Linked DNA regions of Mus musculus: regions 2 and 3 are each linked to region 1. A link is a loop called in an ENCODE intact Hi-C map of the cell type or tissue named here. Cell type or tissue: gastrocnemius. All regions are shown on one strand.

Region 1 (8,000 bases):
GGAGAGGAGAGGAGAGGAGAGGAGAGGAGAGGAGAGGAGAGGAGAGGAGAGGAGAGGAGAGGAGGATTGGAAGATCGCTCACTGGGTAAAGGGCTTGCTGTGTAGACATGGAGATCTGAGTTTGGACCTCTAGCACCTACATACAAACCTGGATGTGGTAGCATGCATTTGTGACACCCCAGAACTAGGGGGTAGAAGCAGGCAGATCCTGGGGGCTTGCCATTCTAGCCAAATGCCAAGCTCCAGGTTCAATGAGAGACTGGGGGGAGGGAGAGAGAGAGAGAGAGAGAGAGAGAGAGAGAGAGAGAGAGAGAGAACAATTGAGCTACTGAGGCAGACACCTGATGTCAATATGTGTGCATATTACACACACACACACACGCACACACACACACACACACACACACACACACACACACAGAGGATTCTTGGAGAAATCATATATTTATGGGTTACTTTGGTTCAGAGAGGAAAATGAAAAAGCAAAGATGGATAGCCATGTCCCAACCCTTGCCAGGTAAAGGGGAGGTGTAGGCAGTAAGGCATGGATTAACTGGAAGCACCTATGGGATTTCCAAGCAGTCAGGGACCAGGGAGAAGGCTGTGTGAGGCGAATTTTGGAAAGAATTGTGGGAACAGTTCTAAAGATAAGTTAAAGGTGTATTTCTGGAGTTTAATTCCAAATGATTTAAACGCCTGGGTGGTCATCCAGCGGCAGCTTATCCTCGTCTGGGACAGACATACATACAGACAACACACACACCAAAAATAAACTAAATTGTGTGAAGGTATGATTGATTAGATAACTAATCTTTTAAAAAGAAAGAAAGAAAATTCTGCTGTGGACGATTCCTCGGTTAAGGCAACAAAAGGCCCAAGCTCTTAACAGCAGAATCAGTACAGAACCTTGGTTGGGCTAACCCCCTCCGTCCTATGCCACTATTCCCTTGACAATAGATTTTTGGAGGTCTTCATCCAGACCCTGACATTTGTGCCTGTTTTAAAAAGAGGGGTGGGATTGGGAGAAATCTTTGGGTCCTTCTTGCATTGGGCTTTTGAAAGGAGGTTTTAGAATCATCAGGCTAGTGGACTTCGTCTCTAGTTTTGTGATCTCAAGCAAATTGCTTAACTTCTCTGGGCTTCCCAGAGAACATCCACTTCCTTGGGCATCAGGAGACCGTAGAAGGTGTACAATGCTTCGAGTAGTTCTGCTAACATTGACAAACCTTAGCACAATGGCTATTATTACCTCCAGACACCCCCAATGCGGTAGATAAGACAACTTTAGCTAACAACAACAAACATTTTTATTTGAATAGTTCTGAGCTTATTTTCAGGCTATGGTTTCTCTAATGTTATCTCTTGAGGCAAGGGTACATAAAAAGAGAATCGATTTAAAGTTAATTTAGAGAAACAGTTAATAAAATAGAAGTCAGTTACAATCTATAATACCGGAGGAATGTGTATATGGAAGACAATCGTCTTCATCTGGATCGTCAGACATCTGAAAGGCAGAACATATTGATGTGACATGTTCCCTCCTGCAAAGAAAATGTTCAGGGCAGGATAGGTGGGACAGCAGCAGAAATCCGGAGGCTCGGGAAGGGAGGTCGACTCAAAAGCCAGCTAGCTCTTTAACTTCTCTCTCCAGGCTCCTTTGGGGTGATTTTTTTTGGATCACTGGGTCAGTCAGCCAATGCCTGCGAAGAACTCTAATTCGGCTCAGATCGCAAGCGCGATCTGCCAAAAGGTCTTCGCGCCTCCGGCCCCGCCTCCATCCCCGCCCCGCACATCTGGTGAAAAGATTCCCGCCGCGGGGCGGGGCAGGACACAGCCGGCGCATGCGCGTCAGCGGCCCGAGTGCCGCACCACAGGCCTCCACTCCCAGAACCGCGTTGCAAACTGTTGCATCAGACAGCAAGCAGCGGGCCGCGCCGCCAAGGTTTCTAGGAAGATAGCGCAGTTTTGAGCTCCTTCTTGGTGGTTTAGGCGCATTGGTTGCCCCTCCCTATGTCTACCCGCCTGCAACACAAGCTCCTAAAATCTCAAGCTTGTGAGCCAGATAGCTCTGTTGCTCCTGTCCCCATGCACCGCTGGCCACAGACTGATCTGTATTCGACTTACTTTCTTAACCGCAAGGACCCTGAAGGAAAGAGCTGGGTTTGATTTCTCTTTCCGAGTACAAGAATGCCCCTGAGGAATTTCACACTCTGTGAAAGTGCAAAACTCATTTCCCCAGACTAAGCGTTGCAGACGTTTCCCCAATGGGCTTGGCGAGCTCCCAGCAGGAATGCACCGGGAGAGTTTCCAGCTCTGTACCCCGAGCAGCTGAACATGCAGAAGACCCTGAGCTAGGGAGGAGGCCCTCTGGATGGAAACATCTCTGTAGGACGATATATCGGTCTTAGGGCATACCGCAGTGTGCTGGAGATTTGGGCCTCAAACAGAATGCAGGACCGCACATTCACACCTAGGCGGCGCCCATATATAGTGTCCTTGACTCGACTGGCTATAGCATGTGTGAGCTGCAGAAAAATTTGTTTTTCGCTTCTCCCTCACTCTTCCAGGTCTAGTTCCGCTGCCTTCCTCAAAGGGAAGGAAATGGTGTTCATCTAGAAGGGTTGGGGCAGTCTCGGGGGTGGAATTTTAAGAACACTCAGAGGTCTGGGGATGTAGTAGCTCAGGAGCATCGCTGGCGCGTGCACATCTCTGGCTGCCAATCCCAGCACAGATTAGGAATCCACCCGTTTTCAGAGACAGTCTCATTCTTACCTTCAATTCTTTTCATTTTTTAAAATAGGTCAAGGCCAAGATCATTCAATGTTAATGGATTTTCCAGAAAAGTGGGGGGGGGGGGACCTGGCATTTTACCTTACATATTCTGTCTTTTTTAGGGTGTGGATGGTGAAAGTCTGTTTTGATTGAACAATCTTGAGAGTTAACAAAAACCCTGTCTTCTTTCTTCCCCTGATTATTGTGACTCACTTAATTCTAAGATGCATATTTTTTAAAAATGAATTTAGGAAGCGTGTCCCAGCAGTCAATGCTGTTTAAAGTAGCATTTTCCTGTCAGCAGCGGAGTACTGTGTCAGTTTGGGATTTTCATTGTAAGTCGTGCTTCATAAATATGGCCCGATCTGTTTCGGTCTGGGTAGCAGTGCTTTTATGAGCCAAAGGAATGGGAGTTAGGAGCCAGCTGGAGAAGAAAGTTATTAATATCATGGAGCGCGGCAGGAAAGTTGAAACCATGCGCCTTGGGCTCACGTTGGGGTCTCTGCTATATCGATAGCTGATGTATGTTTCGGGTTGTCGTCACATGTTTGTGGACTGAATGCTCTGACAGAAGGAAAGGCGTTACCCAGAAGGACAAAGAGGCCCACTATTTTGCAGGAGGCAGCCGAGGACAGCCTGAGTTCTCTTGTGTTGAGTGAAGAGGGCTAATTCTTCTGGCTCAAAGACAGTGCAACAGAGACAGCTATTAGGTGACAAGTCTCCTGAGATCTGTTCACTGGCTTCCCTGTCTGGAAAAGCCACCAGCTGCTAATGCTATAGTCAAGGAGTCCTTCTACTTAACCACGCCTAAGGTTGTGATTATTGACGGTCACACCTGGATTGAATTTCCAAACAAACTTCTGGAAAAGTAAGACGACTGAGAGACAGATCCAGGGGGCAGGGCCCCACCCCACCCCTGAATCTTACACCCAGATGATCAGAGATGCAGGCGTATTCAAAAAGGAAGATTCAACCTCTTCATTGGGGGCACTCCCATTTAGACACAAGACCCAGACCCAGCCCCAGCCCCAGACAACACTCCTGTTACAAGAGCCGTGATCTAAATTCCTCGTGGAAAGTCTGTCTGAATTAGACACCTCATTTTAATTCCCATTTCCTTTTTAAGTCCGGTCCCTCCTTCTTGAGAACCACATTTAAAGCTGCGAGCTGGCCTTCCTTCTGTTTTTGCTATTTGTGTGCCAATTTCAAGGGTGGGGAGAGCCACGTTAATTTAAAAATATAGCACAAATAGCAAAATGAGGCTTAGTTTAAAGTAAAAGCCACAGAAAGAGTTTTCCCCTTCCCTTCCATGCGTTTCAGATTTTCCTAGATCCACCTTTATGTCTTCAGAGCCCAGACATAGGAAGTGACTGAGCCTCACTGGATATTCTTCCAAGCCTGAGCAAAAAGCCTCCAGCTCATGCTCTCAGGCCACCTTTATATTTTATTTTTCTGTTTTAGAGATTTGAGTTCGGGGTGGGGGGGGGGAGCTCAGAAAGCTGGCCAAGTCCCCGATTCCATGGTAGGGTTCTAAGCACCGGTAGATTTGGGATTATAACCAATATCTTCCAATCAGTTGTGTCTGCTTGTGCATTCTGGGTATTGGGAATGTAACTGTTAATTAAGGGAGTTCCTAGATTAAATCCAGGTGTCATTATTTACTAGTTTTTTGACTTTACATCAAACAGGAATCATGATCCCCACGGTACAGGCCATACTGTATCAAGGTCTAAAAAGGGCCTGGTGCGACCAATAGGCGGCGGCTGTTATGAAAATAGACCCTCTCGTCTGTGGGCTCTCTCTTTAGTCATCATCTGCCATTTTGGAAAAGGAAAGAATATTTGTAATCTACTTCAAGTGGAGGGTCTACCTCCATTTTAAATCACCCTCGGGCTCACTAGAAGGGAAGACCTGACCAGACCGAGCTGAATTTGCAAACACCTAGGCCTTTTAACCGAGTGGAATCTCTGCCGTTGCCCCCTTATACAAAACAAGATCGAAGCGGCTGGGACTTGGGAAGCCTTGAACGAATGTCAATCGGTCTAAAGAAGCCGGTCTAAATGCGGCGTGGGCTCAGTCACCTGGAGAAGGAAAGCCACTGCAGGCGGCTGTAGGCAGAGGGGACGGAAACTCCATGCGCGAGCGGCAGCGCCCTCTGCTGGTTATATGGTGCAAATCCGGAGCCTAGACCCGCCGCTGGTCAAATGGGACTCGGGATTCCTTCCGCTGCCTCCGCCCCCGCTCCGTCCCTTCTCGGGATCGCCGAGCCTAGTCTGGGTCTGGATTCCAGGAGAGGCGTCCCCATCCTACGCTTGAAGGCAGAGCAAGGACGCTGCTCCAAAACACCCGGTTCATCAGCTGAGCGGAAGCTGCAGGAATCTACCCAAATCCACCAGCGGCTGCTTTTGCCTCCCAGAAGCCGGGGCTATCCGAGGTGGTTTGGAAATGGCATCGCCTATGGCCAAGATCGAGGGTTCTGCGGACAGAGAGGAGCCCTGGGTTCGCTTTCTGCCTCATCCAGCTAGGTGACCTTGGGCAAGGTACTTAAATTTCCATGTGCCTTGTTTTCCTCATCTTTAAGATGGAGAGAATGCTCCCGACCTTGACGGATTGGCTCGAGGATTACACTAGAACAGGCAGCCTAGGTTGGGATTCTGGCATTGACATCAGCTAGTTGTGTGCCCTGGGGCAGGTTACTTAACCTCTCTGCCCTAGTTTCCTGAAAAATAGGGAGCATAACGGTACTTACCTCCGAGGGTTGTTGCCTGCAAAGCGCTTAACACTGCGATGGAAGAGTAAGCGCTTAATAAACTGTGGCTATTATGACTGTTGTCATTATTGTCCTTAAGAGCACTGAGCACAGGAGCAGAGGTCTATCGGGCTGGTTATTATTATTATGTTTCTCGAGTATGGTTATTTCTTTCCCGGAATTGTTAAAATTATTATTATTATTATTCACAAACTCGAGTCCTTATCAGTAGCTGAAGGACAAACAGTCTTCCCGAATTAGAATCCCGGGAGGAGGGCCAAGGACGCGGCGGCGGGCTGCAAGGACCGGGACCTGCGGGGAGGAAACCCGCGCCCGGGTTAGCGCGCGTCAGAGCCTCGGTGACGTCTCTAGGCCCTCGGGCTAGGGAGGCGCGGCCTGCGCACGCCAGGCGTCTGCAGTGGCCCGGGACGGCCGGGTGGTACTCCAGCTACGTGGATGCCCGGCTGGGAAAAGCCTCCCTGGGTCAGACCCTGCGCCTGCCGCTGCGGGGTGCACCCGAGGCTCCGACCGCAGCCTGGCCGGGAGGACGGAGGTGCCAACCCCTGCTCCGGTGTCCGGGCTCCGCCCAGCCTGGCGCACCGCTACCCGCGCGGAGGCTGCTCTGCATCAACATAATGCTCCCCATCCCTGCATCCTCCCGGAACCCATTCCTCATCATCCCTCAGGGCCTCAGCTCAGATTCTCCTCCCTTGGTGCTCGCTCTGACAGACTCCTCCTCTGTCTCTGGCGCCTCCCACTCGCCCGCAGCGCCCGGAGCACGCCCCGCAAGTCCACTTGGTTTGCTACGCACGCATCTCCAACTCGCTGCATCTTGTCCCCGTTACTCTCCGTCGCAGTGAAGGTGACACCACCCACCCGATCACTCGCGATGCGTCCTGGATGCTTCTACCTGCAGTGGTTACTACAGTCTACGCTACTCCCTCTGTGACCTTGTGAATTACCCTCACTCCGTTGGGTATTAACATCTTCCTCTCCAAGGTCTCCCGAGTACATCCTCCTGTATTTCGAGCCCCGTACACCCCTATTGCCCAAGCCTCGCAGCTTCTGTGGAGAAGCCTGGCGCTCCAGGCCCTCCCCATCTTCCTGAGCAAGCAGGTCTGCCATTTTCTAACACCTCATAAACTAATCCCAGTTTAGACCCTGCCTGAGTAGCACTATTTAAGTTGTTCAGTGTTTACTCCCTCTCCGATTACCTTTCCTTATTCTGCTGAACTCCAGAGGGAGTCTCTTCTTCAAGGGTGTCCCATCCCCCGTTCTACTATCTGGCGGTGTGAAATGTTTCTGGACTACAGGACCTTTCTAGGTGGCCAAAGGTCTGTGCCCCGCCCCCTTCTGCTCCCTTCTTCCCATAGCTGGGTTCCTTCTACCTAGAACACCTTTTTTCTTTCCCTCATCCCTCCTCCACCCTAAGGACCCCCAGCCTTCCCGATGTACCCAACCCAACCCAACCTCGACTCAATCAAATATTCCTTTGAAAGGTTAAAGGCCAATTTAAGAAATCTGAACCTTACAAAAACTGCATTTAAAAAAATTGCATTTAAAAATCTGAAGCTTACAAAAACTGCTTGTCTGTATCACATGCTCTCTTTCCTTACTTAAGGTTTCCTCTACTCAATCCAGAGTTTCTTAAAAGGGCACGGATCCTTTGGATCTGGGTGGAATTCTTTGAACCAATTTCTATCCCTTCCCAGAGGAATCACGTTGGGAAGCACGTTGGGGCTTCTTCATTCCCAGCACACGCTTTTATGTTTTTACTCCATATCTTGGTGCCTATAGACACTTAATGGAATCATCTAAAATTACTTTAAACGTTGAAGAGACGCTATTAGACTGAATATATAATCGTGTAACTTGATTTTTTTTAAAAACTAGGCAGCATGAACCCACATTAATGTACGTATTTCTTGATCATACTTTTTCAGTGCTGACGGGGGACCCGTTATGAATTCAGCACATTTTATTTTTCCCGTCTTCTAGAAGATATTTAGCTCATTTTCACTTTGTTTTTCTGTTAGAAACAATGCTATAATAGCTTTTTTAAAAATCTCATTCCCGAGTTTGAAAGCAGAGTTTGGGTAGATACTTGGGTGCAGAATTGCGGGACTCAGGACGCAGAACCTGGCAGCGTTGTTGGGCATGGCTGAATGGGTTTTAAGTGGTTGTACTAATTCACAGTTCCATTCGTTATGTGAGAGTTCCCCGTGTTCTACATCCCCAGCACTTGCTAATGTCAAACTTTAAAATTGTTGCCAAACCCATGAGTGTGAAATGGCATTTCAATGTTTTAATTTGCAGTTCCCTGCTTACAAGTGAGAGAGATAGGAACATACTCTCTTTGTTTATTGGCCATTTGCCTCTCCTCCTTTTTAAATTGGCCATTGGTTTATTTGACAGTGCATCTTTTGGTCATGTCCTATGTGTGGGAGTTCTTTATATATTCTGGATACTAATCCTTTGT
Region 2 (8,000 bases), 51 kb before region 1:
AGGATAACTTTGTGGGTTGTTTCTATCTTTCCATCTTTAAGTGGGGTTGGAGGATCTAATTCAGGCTGCTAGGCACATGAGACAGGTGCCTTCACTCACTGAACAATCTCACAAACTTCCTCACCTTTAAATTTTTTATTTATTAAAAAAAAACTAGCATCTGGAGAGATGGTTGAGCAGTTAAGACCACTGGCTGCTCTTGCAGAGGACCCATCTTAGCTTTAGTTCCCAGTACCCACACAGTGGCTAACAACTATTTTGTAGGTAGCTCCAGGTGATCTGATGCCTCCTCCTGACCCTCCACTGGCACCAAGAGCACATATAGTGCACATACAAACATGCAAGCAAAACACTCATACTTATTAAATAAGTAGAAACACATCTTATTTAGCATACAAAATGTATGGAACTGGAGAAACCAGGTGACCTCTGGCCTACACACACACACACACACACACACACACACACACACAGACAGAGAGAGAGACAGAGAGAGAGACAGAGAGAGAGAGAGACAGAGAGGGAGATGCAGATAGACATACAGGGCAAAAGTCACAAATACTATCTATGAAGAACATAGGGTTCAGTAAATGCAATGTAGCCCAGGAAACCTTGTAATTCTGTGGTTCCACACACCTTGATTTTTTTTGGGGGGGGGGGAGAAAGCTATTTATTTTTATTTTAGACATCTGAGTGTTTTGTCTGCATGTATGACTATGCACCTTGTGTATGCCTGTTGTCTGTGGAAGTCTGAAGTGGGCATTGGATCCCTTGGAACTGGAGTTACAGATAATTGTGAGCCCACATATGAGCACGGGGAACCAAACCTGTCCTCTGCAAGAACAGCCAGCAGTCTTAACTTCTGAGCCATTTCTCCAGCCTTTCCTACCAATGGGATCTTTGATACCGTCCTGGAAGTCACTAAGTAGGGATAGGCTAGTTAGCTCTGCTGGAATCCACCTGTCTCTGCCTCCCCATTTGGAGGTTATAGGCAGGCTCGACCATGCTCTTTTAAGTGAGCTAAAGGGCGCTAAGGCAGGTCCTTATGAATTTTACTGACTGAAGTAGGGAATGACAGAAGCCCTGAGTAGGAAGTCCTAGTGAATGTGTGTTGGCATGAGCACAGCCACAGCAAGGCCTTCAGGACCTCAGACCCCTGGGACAATTGACAAAGCCTCATGAGAAATGGCAAAGCTTTGCTTGGGAGCCCAAGTATGTGAGCTCATGAGTTATTGATCAGTGCGTGCAAAGACTGGCAACTGCAGCACCCTTCTGAGATTGCTCATGTCCAGAGTCTTCCCATTCAGACTAGAAGCCCTCCCACTGTGCTGTAGCTAATTACCGAGATTTCAGGTTACAGCAGGATACCATGGTAACAGAACCCAACTGGACCCCACCCAGCCTGTATGTGTGTCTGTATCTGTCATTTCTTCATTCTTCAATGTCCCTAGTTGGAGTTTTGGGGCCCAAGTCTGAGCTATGTCCCAACCCAGTACCTGTCTGCTTTTCTTTTTATTTTATGCAAATTACTATTTTATTTTATGTGTATGAGTGCTTTGCCTGAGGATATGTATGTTCACTCCATGTGTGCCTTGTGCCCTTGAAGAGTGAGCCAGAGACGACTTTGGATCCCCTGGAACTGGGGTTACAGATGACTGATAGATTTTATGTGGGTACTGAAAACTGGACTTGGATCCTCTGCAACAAGTGCTCTTAATGGCTGAGCCATCTCTCTAGCCCTCGTGTCTGCTTCTTTGAGACAGGGTGTTGTTAAGTAGTCTAGGCTGGCTTCAAACTCATGATCCTCCTGCCTGAGGCTTCTGAGTGCTGGAGTTTCAGGAGTCTACTGCGCCCCTCTCAGGCTGTTCTCTATCCTGAGGCATCAGGCTGTGGGGCCGCCTCACGGAGGCTTGCGTCCTGGCCTCAATCATTCCAGCTGTTGACTCAGTCTGTGTAAGCAGCAAGTGGTGACTCACTAATGTGTTATGAAATCGATTCAGTGGGTCGTGACCAGAACTTAAAAAAATATACTTAGAAAATTTTTCCTTGACACACAATAACTGTACATATCTATGGGGCAGACTTGGACATTTCATTACATGTGCCAATGCACAATGCCCAGACCAGGTCAAGGGGGCATAGCCATCAGCTTAAACACATATACTTCTTTTGTGGGGCACTGAAATGCTGTCTCCTAGCTATTTTGATATATATAATTAATCATTGTTGACCACAACTTCCCTACTGCAAAGCATTAGAACCAACCCCTTTGCCAGCGTATCCCTGACCCCACTGCCCCCTCTCCCCAGCCCCCATTTTCTCTGCCATTCCTAGCCCCTAGGAACCACTTTTGTGCTTTCTCATTTTACCACATACAGGTAAAAGTATGTTTTTTATTTTCATCTGGGGCCTTGTGTATGCCAAGCAAGTGCTTTATAAAGTCTAAGTTAAATAAACTGGCCCCATGTCCATGTGGGCATTTATAGCCAGATTTTAAGAAAAAATAGCACAAAACAAAATACAAAATAAGTAGAAAATATCAGAATCCATCAAACATACTGAAGTAAAAACCCTGGCAAACTATTAATCTCAGCTATATGTATACTTGGTACAGATGTCAATTTTCTTTTTCAGAAATAAACAGACAAAAGCTTTGACCATGATTGTGGGAAAGCTAATTAACCCATGTTTTAACCTCCTCTGTGCATAGTGGGGCTAATTATAGTTTCCATTGCTAAGACTATTGTGGGGAATAAGCCAATCCATATGAGTAAAGGTTTAGGATAGTCCCTTGTACAGTCATAAGTCAAGAAAAGTCATATCATCAATAAAACACTCCAGGGCCAACACATAGTAGGTGCTTTTTTTTCCTCTTGAAGAGTCATTGATGTGCAACACAGTGTTACTGTTGTTCATGTGCACTAGCTGGTTGGTTGAATGAGATTGGGCCAGGGTTGCTCCAGGCTCTGTATTCCACCTGGAGACTGTGAAGGGGATTGGCTCCAGGACCAGTCATTGGCTTTCTGCGTCCTGAACTATTAGGACACAGGCAGGGATGAGCAGTGCCTTCTGCTTCAGGATAAGGCTCAGCAATGGATGTGTGGTTTTTCAGGAGCAGGGAAGGCGCAAGAGTCTGGAACCATAGAGACCTGTTCTCAACTCTTCCACTACTTGCTGACTTTTAAAAACTTCTCTATAGCTCCTACTCCACAGCATTGCTATGGGGATCAAATGTTGGTTAGACTCCTGGTACCCACCTCATATGATTATGAGGATGCTATGGTTGAGTGCACGAAGCACTCAAAACAGCATGTGGTAGGTAGTATGTATGAAACACTTGGTAGTTAATAGCAGCCCCTAAACTCAGGCATGAGCTTGGACTCTATAGAGGGAGGTGGTTTGAGGTTCCCCTCTGAGCAAGTGTGACAAGAAACTCCAGGGCAAAACGAATCCAGAGACACCATTGGTATACTCTGGGCTCCCATTTCTCTTCTTCCGGGATGCTTCGTCATTATTTTATATTTTTCTTTTTACTTAAATTTCCCCAAGTGCTTTCATGTATTCCAACTTCTCCATACCCTACGGTGGGCGACCTTGAATTTCTGATCCTCTTGCCTTCACGAGGTACTGGGATGGAACTCAAGGCCTTGTGCATTCTAGGCAGTAGCCCTTACCTACTGAGCCACGCCCCCAGCCCTTGCACCCGTTTATTACACCCCAAGGAGCAAAGGCATTGCTTTACATTTGATGGGCAGGGCAAACAGAGCCAGACAAAGCCAGAACGTGCCCATGGTCCCTCAATACCCAGACCTTCCCCTGCCACCACACCACACACCTCTCTGTTTGGGACTCGCCTGGCTGATGCCAGACTATATTCCTGGAGACAAGTCTATGCTTTGTTCACCTGCTAGCCACTCATTCAGTAGCGGTGCAGGGGTAGGGCCTTGCATCTCAGAGTAAGGCCACTAGTGTTTTAGCTGTTCAGTAGAGTCTGGGCAGTGCCGTACAAAGAGCTCAGGGTCTGAACAAGTCTCTAGAACAACTGAGAACCTAGACAGAAACGCTTTAGGGATGTATGATCCATTCTAACGACCATCATCCCAGGCCATGATTGAGAGGTTCACATCCGCAGCAGAACCAGGCCATCCCACCTGGGGGCGCTTCCTTCCAGCCGAACTCGGGGATTGGGATGCGGTGATGGTGGTGGTGGGGCGCTCTCCAAGGCTGCGGTGGGGCCCAGGGGAGGGGGTTGCACAGAGCTGGAAGAGCCATGAGTCAGCGGCCACGGTATTTCTCCAGCAGCTGCTCCGCAGGCGATAAGAGTTTGCCAACCCCCTTCCCGGGGGCCTGGGAGAGAAGAGCCAGCCCCCTCCAGCCTGGGTTAGGGGTCCCTGAAGGTTTTCCAGTTTTAGGAAAATAAGCGAGGACCCTCTTTGGGGGTGCCCGAATGAACTTGCTAGGGGGCCTCAAATGGCCGGGTGTTGTGAGACACCCCCCACCCCACCTGCTAGAAACAACAGCCAACGCTCAGCAGGCTGGGAGCGGTGGGAGCCAAGTGGAAGAAGAGGGCGGCCAAGGGGCAGGCAGGGTGGGGTAGAGGAGCTCCCGCGCTCATTCCTCCCTGTCCCAGGTTCCTGGAGTGCTGGGTGGATGGTGGTCCTGTCACATAGCACCTAGACGCATCAGCCTCTCATGGGAGCATTGCCACCAGTAGCTGCTCACTGAATAATGTAGCCTACTTCCATCTGATGTCTGGCATTGAGCCGGCATCTCAGTTATGCTGTGAGACAGCAGGAACCCGAGAAAGTCAGTGGTCTATGCCCCTCAACTCATTTGCTAACAAGAAAGCTAAAATCCAGAAAGAGCAAGCCATTTACCCACAGTCACAAGGCGTGTCACTAGTATTTCGGATGGGGTTCTCCGCAGCTCTGGGATTGAACTGAGGGTAAGGAGGTTTCCCTTATGTTCTATACCCACCTCCCTCCATCCCCGTAAAGCTCACTCTAGAGATTTCAAACCTCCCCATCTCTGGCCCTGGTCGCTCTCGCCCGCTATAGAGCCTTCCTCCAGCTCACACAGACACACAAGAATCATATTTAGGCTGTCTGATGGAAATAGGGGGTGGCGCTGGGGGGCGGGGGAGGGGGGAGGAAGGCCGGTGGCCAGGAGTTCACAGAAGGCTCACGCCAGCGTTTGAGGGGGCGGGGTGTTCTGTTAGGGTGGGCAGTCTTGGGGGGGGTGCCATTCCGTACAGGCAACGGGGGTGGGAAGCCAGAGAAGGAGGCACTGGAGATATTTCCCTCCTCCTTAAAGACTTTTTCCTACACTTGTGCCAATATCAGCTCTTTCTCGGCCGCCACGGGCAACAGGCGCCGGTTCCACTCCCTGGAAGGAGAGGTCCCCAGACCTCCGGCTCTCAGGCCGGCACCCTGCCTCCCCGGCTGCTGCTTCTCTCCTTGGCGCTACAGCTCAGCCGCCCGCCCTTTAAATTTTAGGGGTGGAGGGAGCCCTGCTCGCTCAGTGCTGCAGTTACGTGGCTTAATCGGCCTCTTGGGCCCCGCCCCTCCCAGGAATCCCGCTTGCCATTGGTGAGAGCAGAGAAGCTCCTGGCCAATGATAGGAGGCTGCGAGCCACCGCCCGCCTGACCAGGAACGCGGTTGCGCAGAGTAGGATCCTAGACCTGGAAGCTTGCTACACGGGGGAGGGGGGATATAATCAGTTCTTAGTTTGTGTCTGGGGCAGAGCTGAGATGGCAATTCCACGACCCTAATCAGTCGTGTGGCCACTCGCGATGATAGGCGAACGGAGAGAGAGCAACTCACTTCCAGCTCTGCCCCTCCGCTCCTTCCAGTAATCTTACCATGGGGTGGCACGAATGGAGCCCCAGCCAGCCCCTCGTGTGAGAGGAGACGTTCCCAGGGTTGTACAGACTGAGCTCTTTCTTTCCTTAACCCTTGCAAAGGGGTCACTGCAGACAGTGAAAATATCTGGACGCAGCGGTCAGCTGTGGTATACGTACAAGCAGCCACTGTGCATCTCTTTCCCCTAGACCTGGACCTGGTTCTCTGATGCCTGCACTGGTGCTCTGGTTTCTGCACCAAACCCTGATCCAGAGAGATTCAGCCCGTGCTGCGTGGGAGAGACCTAAGTTGGTCCAGACTGAGATGTGGGATCAGGGGTGGGGGAAATCCCCTGCGAACTTTCCTTCTGAGAAAATAAGCTCTGGGAAGAGATGGGAGGGGAATCCTCTCACATTTCCCTCGTTCTTTTCCCAGGGAGGGCAGCAGACGCCTCTTGTCCCCTAACACACTGACCCACACATTCCCGGACGGTTACTTGCCTAGTGATCACTAGATAATTGCCTCCATTTCAAGCCCAAAGGCCACTGCTGTGAGTCACTGCTGTGTCCAGTGTGGGTGGGAGTTGGGTGAGGGAAACTTAAGACTGCCCAGAGATATGGGCTTCTGGGTCCCCAGTTGTCAGTAGATCTCCTTGTCCTTAAACATCACCATCCAGGTATTTGGGGGCCCTAAGAGACTAAGAACTTGTCTTCTAGAGACAGGCTCTTGGCTGCCTGACGAAAGGGCATAGATACTGAACCAGAACTCAGGAGGCCCCAGATGGAGAGCCCTACTTGGCTCTGCTCTGAGGTCCAGGCATGGTCAGGTGGTGTGCCCAGGTTTCTCCTGGGTTACTGTTTGTGTTCCCCCTGAATTGAGCGGTCAGGGTCAGAAGTCAGCTCCTTCTTTGTTTAGCCTTTCTGGACCTAGAAGGGATAAAGTCTTCCTAGAGCCCTCCTGGCAGGTGTGGGAGTTACAGGGAGTCTGCTGCTCTAACCTCCTATCAGGCCCTCTTCCTACAGGCCAAGGAAGGGCTGGTGCTGGGTTGACCTGTTTTTCCCTTATTCAACGATTAACCATGAAACCTAAATCCAAATACACAGGGCTGCTTCTGTGAGTGCACATGTGTACACTGCATCTCAGAGCTGGGATGGGAGGGACCTTCCACCCAGGGAATCTCCATTTCTCTGACATGACACAATGAGAGATACAAACCACCCCTACCCCCACAACTGATACATTGAGATTTGTCTTGCACAGGGTCTATCATATGTATATTAGTACTCCACCCATAGCACCCCAGTTTACATAGAGGGACACTACCAGACAGTAACACAAGCCCAATGAGAAACTCATCAGATAGGGTCAGATGGACACCAATTCAAAGAATGTCGCTCAGAGGTTAGAGCACATGCTATGTATGCATGAGGCCCTGGCTTCTATCACCAGTACCATAACCCCACCAAAGGCCAGGTCTGGTGATGCATACCTCTAATCCCAGCACTTGGGAGGCAGAAGTTGGTGGATCTCTATGAGTTTGGAGCCAGCCTGGACTACACAGAGAGACCTAGCTCAAAAACCAAAACAAGAAAAACACAACAGGAGAAAGACAGTCACGGCCACCACACTCACCATCTCACACCCTCCCAGGCCTAAAAGATGAGCAAGCTAAGCCCGAGAGTCATGTGAGCCCCAGCAAGAGAAGGTTTGGGAGTCCTAGCTTGTTTGACACTGGGACAGTCACAGCTGGATTTGAGGATTGGCTGTCACGGAGACTGGAGCGGGGTTTGTGCCAGCATATGCTGGAAAAATAAGCTGGCACCCACTGCAGGCTTCTTCTAAGCCAAGGAAGGTCCTGAGAGGGCATATACCACCTCCGCAATCCCTGCTTGGTAGTCTAACCACCTACTTTTTCCTGGGTAGGCTAAAGGTCCCCCACGTTCCTGGCCAACCCCTGCCATCTTCTAACCAGGCGGCTCCTATGCTGTGGCCCAACTCTGAGGCAGGCGCCAGGCACTGTCTGGACAGGAGGAAGCTATGGCAGTGAGTGGCACTGCCCAGGGTTCAGATTAGCTGTGACTGGCACCACTGAGGGATGGCAGCTCATGGTCTGGCCGCTGAGGAGGCTGGTCCATATGCAGTTGCCAGAGAATGCCTTC
Region 3 (8,000 bases), 110 kb before region 1:
GAGCAGTCAGTATTCTTAACCACTGAGTCATTTCTCTGGCCCCAACCAAGCACATTTTAAAAAATAATATACCCAGGGAAGTGGTGGCGCACACCTTTAATCCCAGCACTTGAGAAGCAGAGGCAGGCGCATTTCTGAGTTTGAGGCCAGCCTGGTCTACAGAGTGAGTTCCAGGACAGCCAGGGCTACACAGAAAGACACTGGGCAGGGCCCCAAGGGCAGGGAGGCTTTGCTAGGAGCCCATGAGCGCTGTAGCCGACTACAAAATGGAGATCTGCCTAACTCAGGTTTCCTTCTGCCCCCAGATCTAGACAGGCCCATTCAAGGTCTGTAAGTTAAAGTAAGTTGACTACTTAGTGTCCTGATATATCCATGCCCTGTCAGGAAATCATTATCAAGGGCTACTATATGTAGGGCACAGGAAAACCATGGAAGAATGAGCCCCTGCATTCTTTTTTTTTCTTTTTTTTCTTTTTTTTTTTTTAGTTTTTCGAGACAGGGTTTCTCTGTGTAGCCCTGGCTGTCCTGGAACTCACTCTATAGACCAGGCTGGCCTCGAACTCAGAAATCCGCCTGCCTCTGCCTCCCGAGTGCTGGGATTAAAGGTGTGCGCCACCATGCCCAGCAAGCCCCTGCATTCTTGAGAGGCTGTCTGAGGGAGACAGACAAGCAGGTGACAGGCGAGCAAGCACCAGTACTGAGCAGTGCACAAGCCGCTGTCCTAGGAGGCAGGGGCCTGCCGCCAGACTCAGGGCTTCACACTTGACACTCCCTGAGTAGCTCCTGAACTGAGTTGTGAAAGGCCATAAGGCTCTCAAAGGGTCACTAAGTCAGAAGAAAATAATTCATGCCCTTGCTTAACTCAGAGACCAAAGGCACAGCCAGGAGGCTTAGGGACTGAATGAGTGACAATAAACCCGACACTCCATTCAAGAGCTACTGTCAGTGACCACACTGAAGCCACAGGACCAGTGGGCAGCGTGAATCTGGTGCCCTCAGGCCGCGCCCTTACCTTCCCACAGTGCCGACACTTGCCATCCTGGCGTCGTCTGTGGACCCAGTGGTGTCTTACGAAGGTTGGCTGGAGGACAGAAAGGTCATGGGGATGGGTGAGGGGTTGGACAGATACAGCCCTGGACTCAGTCCACAGGAATCCCTCTGCAGTCCCTTGGATACACATGTGGAACCCCACTTATATGCAGACAGGACAGCTGACTTTCCCTTTGGGTGACCCAGAACCTCAGCCTAGAGGTTGACCACCCCCCCCCCTGGTGGCACTGCTGGGGCACTGCAGTGGATCCCTTAGGAGCCTGGGCCTCTCTGCTCCTATCTGCTGGCCTGGACACTTACCTCACGGACATTCCTGGAGCCTGATTCGCGGAAGGACGGCTTACAGCGGAAATTGATCTGTGAAACATTGCAGCGACCACCAAAATGTCAGAGCCTTCTTGGGGACAGAGTCACTCACCTAGAGTCAACCCCACAGGCGAGCAGAATCCCCAACCATCCCAAGAGCTATGCGGAACATGGATACCCCTCTCAGAAGCCTTCCTGACCGCTAGTCAAAGGGTCTTCCCTTCTTTTACTTAAGGGACATGGACAGAGAGGCTGGGTTGGGGGTCCAGGTCCACCATGTATACTGTGGGAAGTGGGGGACTCAGTTTGTTCGTCTTTTTGCTTCCTCGCTCTCCAGCTAAAGTGAAAGCAGGACCAATCCCTCCTGTGGACTGTGTAGACTGGCCCCTGGAGACCCTTAGCCAGTAAGCTAAACCCAAACCCAGGTTCATGGTCACCTTCCATGATGGGCTGCATATTCTCTCTCTCTCTCTCTCTCACACACACACACACACACACACAGAGCACATGTATTAGTGCTCTGGCTGTCCTGGAATTCTCTACATAAACCAGACTGGCTTTAAATTTGAAGAGATCATCTTGCCTTCCATATGCTGGGATTTGTGGGCATCTCCCACTACCCCAGTGTGTGATACATTTCTATTTTTCTTTCCCCAAAAGTGCCTGCTTCAGTCTCAGAAGAGCCACAGGAAAGTCTCACTGTACAGTCTGAGGACTAGAGAAGACGGCCCAAACCAGCCTTGCTCAGGGTATTTCTGCTCTTAAAGACCCTGTCACATGATGTCCTGATTTCTGCAGGCCCAGGAGCTCCTGTCTCCCATGCCAGGCCTCTTTCCCATCGCCTGAGCCCTAGTCTGCCATCCCCCCACCCCCAGACACACTCAATGGTCCTTGGGGAAGATTTTACAGAGGTAGCATGTCAGGGGCACGGGTGAGCTCAGTCACGCGTGAGCACCGTGTTGCCAGAAAGTTTGACAATTTTGTTTTCTTTTTCAAGAACTGGGGATGAAGCTAGGGCACTGCACATGCCGGCAACTCCTAACCACGCCCTACTGCACCCCACCTCCACCCCCACCCCCCAGCTCACGGTGGCCCCTTCCGCATGCCAGGCTAGACACCACCTGTTAATTCACGCCCTTAGGTAATATTCAGTGAACCTCACTTCTAGGCCATGTGCAATCTAGAGAGTAGGGTACAATAGCTAACCAATGGGGAGATGGGGTTCGAATGTGTGCATCTGACTCAGACGCTTGGTTACTATGCTTGCCCGGTCATCCCTGGCAAGCTGAACCTGTGGAACATGTATGTGCTGAGACATGTGAGTGTGCATATCAAGAGAACCTCAGCATTCCAAGGGAGGGCACAAATGGCTGAACAGCCGCACACACCTTTTCCAGCTGCTTAATGCATTGGGTATGCACCACGATCTTACAGGCTGCACACTTTTTTCTGGGCGCTGACTTCGGCTGTAGGACAGAAAGAGGGAAGGCCCTGAGACATCAGGTAACTCCACCCTAGATATCATCTCAGGGGAACCAAATAACATGTTTTCTCTATATGGGGTTCCAGTCCCAGTACCTGTCATCAGACAAAGCCCCCTCCCCCTCCCCCTGGAGCAGCCCACAGCAAGTACACCCACCCAGATAGGAGCAGTGCCCACCAAGGACTGCAGTTGTTGCCTTGCGGGTCTAGACCCCACTACACCACCAGGGGGCAGCAGGTCCCACCAAGCTCACTCACCAGCATCTTAGCTACACAGTGCTGCTCCCCGACATAGCAGAAGTCACCGGACACGTTGGTCTCAAACCAGATGTGCTCCCCATACACTGCTGACTCCTAAACCATGAGATGGGCAGGTTCAGTCCTTATCTGCCACCCCTGCCCTACCCATCATCCCCCTCTGAAGCCTGCCATAGCCACAACCTGCTTCCTCTCCTGTTTTACAAACGCCTTTAAGCCTGGCTCACAGACTGCTGCTTCTCACTTGGAAGTCTGCTCAGACGTGGGGCTTCCCTCCCAGTTGCCCACAAGCCCTGGGTCCTGACTGCTTAGGAGGATGAGAAGCCAGCAGGAACTGGCGCGGAGCAGTGTTTGAGCTCCTGCCCTGCCTAGTACACATATACTCACACTCCAGTCCACAGTGCTCTGGATCTGCTCCTCAGATTCACCGCACGGGGCCCCGGGCGTGGGAGGAGGGGGTGCCAGGTGCTGGAGGCCCGACTTGGTGATGGCTTTCCTACAGAAAGGAGGACAGCTGAAGCCTGGGCCAGCCAGGTGCTTGCTGACTCTCCTTCCTTCCCTACTACCCAGCAAAACTGCCTCTCTTGACTTTCACAGAGTACAAGATAGAAAAGCCCACAGCAGCTCATGCGCCTTGAGGCTCTTAATGAAATGTAGCTCCTCTTAGGCCCTTCTTCCAGTTCTACCCGGAGCTACCTCCAAGTAGTCTACCCCAGGCTTAGGCAGAGCTTCAAAGTCATCACTCTGAGCCAGACCTCGGAGGCTACACCACTTGCCCTGCTGGCTGCTGCTATACCTACATAAGCAGGGTGCTCCAGGGCTGGGGTCCAGCTGACTTCCGCCTTAGAGCTACCTGGCGTCTGCGAGACAGTGGGCGCACACGGGCCGGTATCATGGGGCATGCTGCAGCGCCCGAGGCTCTTGGGCTTCGGCCCCCAAGACCAGGGTGCTGGCCTGAGGGCCACCGCTGGCTGAGGCGTCGATAGTGACCATGCAGGCCCCAAAGGGTATGGCCACACTCCACATCAGCAGGGAGCAGGTGGGAGGAGGCTCGACGCAGGCAGCGGGGCATGGGAAGCAGTGGCCAGGTGCCCTGGTGTGAGAAGGGCGTTGTCCGGGTACCTGGCCTAGCATCACTTGTCGCCTCAGCTGTCTCATTTCCCTCCTGGACCCCTTCCTCCTCCTCTTCCTCCTTCATGCTTGTGAGCCCAGCCAACAGCAGGGGTGCACCCAGAAGCTGGGCCCCAACTGTGACAGGCTGTAGGGTAGGCACCACATCCACCATGAAGCGGGGATTGCAGGTAGGGGGTGCAGTGCTGGATCGCCTGCGGCTGGCACCTCTCGTGCCCACCCCGCAGCTGGGAAAACAGCCCTGGAGCTGTGCACTGGAGCGGCGCCTCTGGGCCAGTGAAGAGGACGCCTGCCCTGCAGGGGAGCGGCGTCGAGCCTTGCCTGTGGGCAGCCCCACGCCACTGGACCGCCGCTGCCTCTCTCCGGGACCTCGTGCCTTTCGTTGGAAATGCTTCCTAAAGAAGGTCTCCATGCCAGGGGCTGTTGGGCATACAGACTGGGAGTGTCAGGAGCTGGGCCAAGCTGAAGCACAGCTGTGTCCCATAAGCAAAGAAGGGACACATAGGTGTTAGGGATGAGGACCCTCTGTCCTCTGTGAAAAGAGCTTGAAGGTACCAGGAAGAGCAGGGGAACCCAAGCTTGGTTACTGGAGTATAAACACTGCTCCCTGCAAGCATTCCCTAAATTCTACCCCAGGAGTTCTTAGGAGATGGGGCCTCACCTGCCCAGGCACCAGAAACAACAGAGATCTGAGCCTAAAGGACTTCAACTGCCTTGCCAGAAATGGAAGCAAAAGGTAACCTGGGACCCAGACTCTGCCTGGGTAGACTACAAGGGCTCTGGGGCCTGTCCCTCTCATCTGGTCTTCCTTTTGCCCACACATGGAACAGGTTGGGTTCCTCTCCTGGGATACAGTGCAATTAAGCAAAAATACTAAACGTGGGTTCTCTGCGAAGGCTCTGAGTCCTGATAAAATCCCTATATTCAGCCCAAACCTTGGGTTTAGTTACTGGGAGACTGGGCTTCTGAGAATTGGAAAAGCACGGCCTGCCCCAAGAGTGTTATTGTCTTGGTGTGGGGGATACAGCAAGAGGTTCTGGCTAAGAGAACGCTGATGCTAGATGCCATGTGCACACATCTCTAAGAACTTTCTGGTAATGAATGACTCTGTCTCACTGTTCCAAAGACTGCAATATGGGGATCCCAAGGTGTGAGGTCCCCAAACCCCTTAAGCCTTCCTACGGAGGGATTCAGCGCAACATACTGTCCTCAGGCTCACACGTCTATGCAGAGAGCAGGGGCCTGGGCTCTTCCCTGGGTGTGTACCAGGCCATGCACGCTATCCAGACACCTATTTCTTTACTCCCTGGTCTATCTTTCCTCCTTCCCAGGCCCCGGGGACCAACTCCTGTGCTCACACCTCTTCTACACTTGAGGAATGGCAGGAAGCCCCCAATCAGCTGAGGGAGATGGCTCCAAAGAGCAGCCATGGAAGCCCAAGTCACATCCACGAGTGCTACTGGATGACACAATTTCTGCCTGCCGAGGGTCTGGCTGAAGTCCAGAGCAGTGGTGGAGAGGAAGGGCTGCCTGGGAGCACAGCCTGGGAAGACAGGCCCACCTGATCTATGCAGCACCTGCTCTCTGCCCTCTGTCTATCCTCGATATAGGTCTCAGCAGGCAGCGGTAGAGCCAGTATAGGGTGTGGCAGAGAAAAGAAGTGGGCCCAGGGGACAGAGCTCCTGCAATCAGTGAGCAAGGGGTGGGAGGGTGGGGGGACTGCGCAAGCAAAGCAGCATTGAGACTGGACAGGAGGTGAGTTCCAGAAACATAAGAGCCGACACTGGCAAGAGGGCTGGTTTCATCCAGCTAACAGTTAATGGGTCCACTACATATACACAGAGGGGGTGGGGGAAAGATAGTTAGATAGGTGTACACACACACACACACACACACACACACACACACAGAGAGAGAGAGAGAGAGAGAAGCATGCACCAGATGAAGAAGCAAGCTAAGGCACCAAGGGTAGCACACACAAAGCCCACAGGCAGCGAGTATGGAGCAGATGGTAGACCCTGGGATGGAGGTGAGACGGGCTAGAGAAAGGCCCACACTAGTCACAGCCATCTAGTGCTACTCTGTGCCAGACCATGGGTGAGCCCTCCACCACCTCACTGATCCTACCAGAGCCTCTGAGGGAGGCACGGCCACAGCTTCATTATAAGAAAGTAGCAAGAGCACGCCCAGGTCACACAGCCAGCCAGTGTGGGCTACTTGAGTTAGGGTCCATTTTCTGTGGAACCTGCAGGCCCAGCTGCCTGCTGCCGCCAGGGCACTAGTGTGCCAGCTCTCCCCTAGGGTGTCAGCTTTCCCCACCAGTCTGCTCGGGCCACTGTGACAGCTGCCCGGCCTGGAGGAGATTAGTCACCCAGACGCATCACACCCCTGAAGCTAGCTTGTGTCACCCAGAAAACAAAAGGCCACAGTCACTGTGGGGGAGGTGGTGCTATGCTCTCTGGTCAGGGGTAAAGGCTGGGCCTTCCCTGCTGTCTCAGACCTGCATGACCAGACAAGAAGGAAGCAGCCCTTGTTAGGACACATGGCAGCTTACATGCACAACTAGAGAAGCCACACGCTGCCGGGTGCTCCGGGACAACAAGCTTCCTCAGCTGCTCAGGGTGCACAAGGCCAAGCCTGTGCCTACGGCTGTGGCCACAGGCCTCAGTTTCCCTGTTTACCTAAGAAGACTGTTACGACTAGTCGACATCTTCCGGCAAGCTCTCCTGAGGGACACTACCACCCCAAACACCACTGGGTTCCCACTGCCCCTCCCGCTGGTCCCATGTTTCCTGTTCAGCTCATCTCCATAGAAACATTGGTCTGCTGGCCAGAGATAGCCTGACTCTTCACTTCCTATCTCTGCCGATCTCTTCCTATCCTGCTTCTCCATGGCAGTTCATGCCCATTATCCCAGCACTTGGAAAGCTGAGACAGGAAGACTGCTGAATGTCTGAAGCCAACCTAGGCTAGATAATGAATTCTAGGCCAGCCTGGGCTACAACTGTTTTAAAAAGAAATGCAAAAGGAAAAACAAAACAAAACAAAACAAAACCTTGGCATGGAAGTTCACTCCCTTAGTCCCAGGACTTCAGAAGCAGAGGTAGGTGGTTCTCTGTGACTTTGAGGCTAACCTGGTTGACAAAGCAAGTTCCAAGACAGCCAGGGCTACATAGTGAGACCCCCATCTTAATTAACTAACTTAACTAAAAGGCAGGCAAACAAAAGAAGCCCTGTTTGGGTCTGGAGTTCTCCCATGGTTCCGCTTGAGTGGTCACCTCTTCTCACTCCATCCCTTATCACCTCCACACACCACACTGTCTTGGGGGAGGCCCTAGAAGGTTCTCACACTGACAGCACAGCAAAATGGCTGCCTCCTAGGCTTCCTGGGCTTGTCTGGGGCACCCAGCCATACTCAAGGAGGACAATATAAAAATGTCTCAGAGGGCCACATTAATCTCCAGCTGGCCTCTGAGAGCCTGATGAGGGCAGGGCGTATGGGAGATGGGGGGACGGCATGAGCAAGCCACATGCTTCCTCAACCACCTGCTAGGAAGGGCCGCTGGCCCCTAGCCAAACCACCTCACATTTGATGCTGGCTACTAGGAAAAACCTGGTATAGTGGTGTGACCCTGTAATCCCCAGCACTTGGGAGGCAGAGGCAGGAGGCAAGACCATCTTGAAGGATACAAGTTCAATGTCAGCCTGGGCTACATGAGACATGTTTGTAAATAAATAAGTAAGTAAGCAAGCAAGCACTTAGGAACCTAGCA

What was found. Peaks named below come from ENCODE experiments on the same cell type or tissue, not always from the same donor. Only the 100,000 strongest peaks of a DNase experiment are listed, where the experiment ranks them.
Region 2: a loop joins it to region 1, with 5 times the contacts of the local background. A loop is called at or near these places in 20 of 42 quality-filtered maps.
Region 3: a loop joins it to region 1, with 4 times the contacts of the local background. A loop is called at or near these places in 13 of 42 quality-filtered maps.

Annotation. Positions count from the first base shown.
Region 1 is chr2:92,053,698-92,061,697 of GRCm38, forward strand. No RefSeq gene overlaps it. Among named protein-coding and RNA genes, the nearest start is that of Gm31473, 30 kb to the left of the region's middle. In gastrocnemius, CTCF peaks have their summits at 2,461, 4,941 (motif pointing left) and 6,051; DNase peaks (open chromatin) are centred at 1,825, 2,373, 4,942, 5,417 and 3 more places; H3K4me3 peaks cover 4,342 bases; H3K27ac peaks cover 5,768 bases.
Region 2 is chr2:92,002,900-92,010,899 of GRCm38, forward strand. The region is part of intron 1 of Creb3l1 (cAMP responsive element binding protein 3-like 1); the gene reads right to left. Among named protein-coding and RNA genes, the nearest start is that of Creb3l1, 17 kb to the right of the region's middle. In gastrocnemius, CTCF peaks have their summits at 1,878 and 4,148 (motif pointing right); DNase peaks (open chromatin) are centred at 4,263, 4,527, 5,565 and 7,808; H3K4me3 peaks cover 2,564 bases; H3K27ac peaks cover 4,592 bases.
Region 3 is chr2:91,941,278-91,949,277 of GRCm38, forward strand. It overlaps Dgkz (diacylglycerol kinase zeta), which reads right to left. Exons shown (of 32, transcript NM_001166597.1): 2 at 3,897-4,647; 3 at 3,484-3,592; 4 at 3,097-3,192; 5 at 2,745-2,822; 6 at 1,351-1,407; 7 at 1,013-1,081. The coding sequence starts at 4,639. It overlaps Mir6999 (microRNA 6999), which reads right to left and starts at 3,653; the gene lies at 3,593-3,653. In gastrocnemius, CTCF peaks have their summits at 1,277, 3,067 (motif pointing right) and 6,490; DNase peaks (open chromatin) are centred at 1,072, 1,246, 3,070, 3,486 and 6 more places; H3K4me3 peaks cover 3,201 bases; H3K27ac peaks cover 4,719 bases.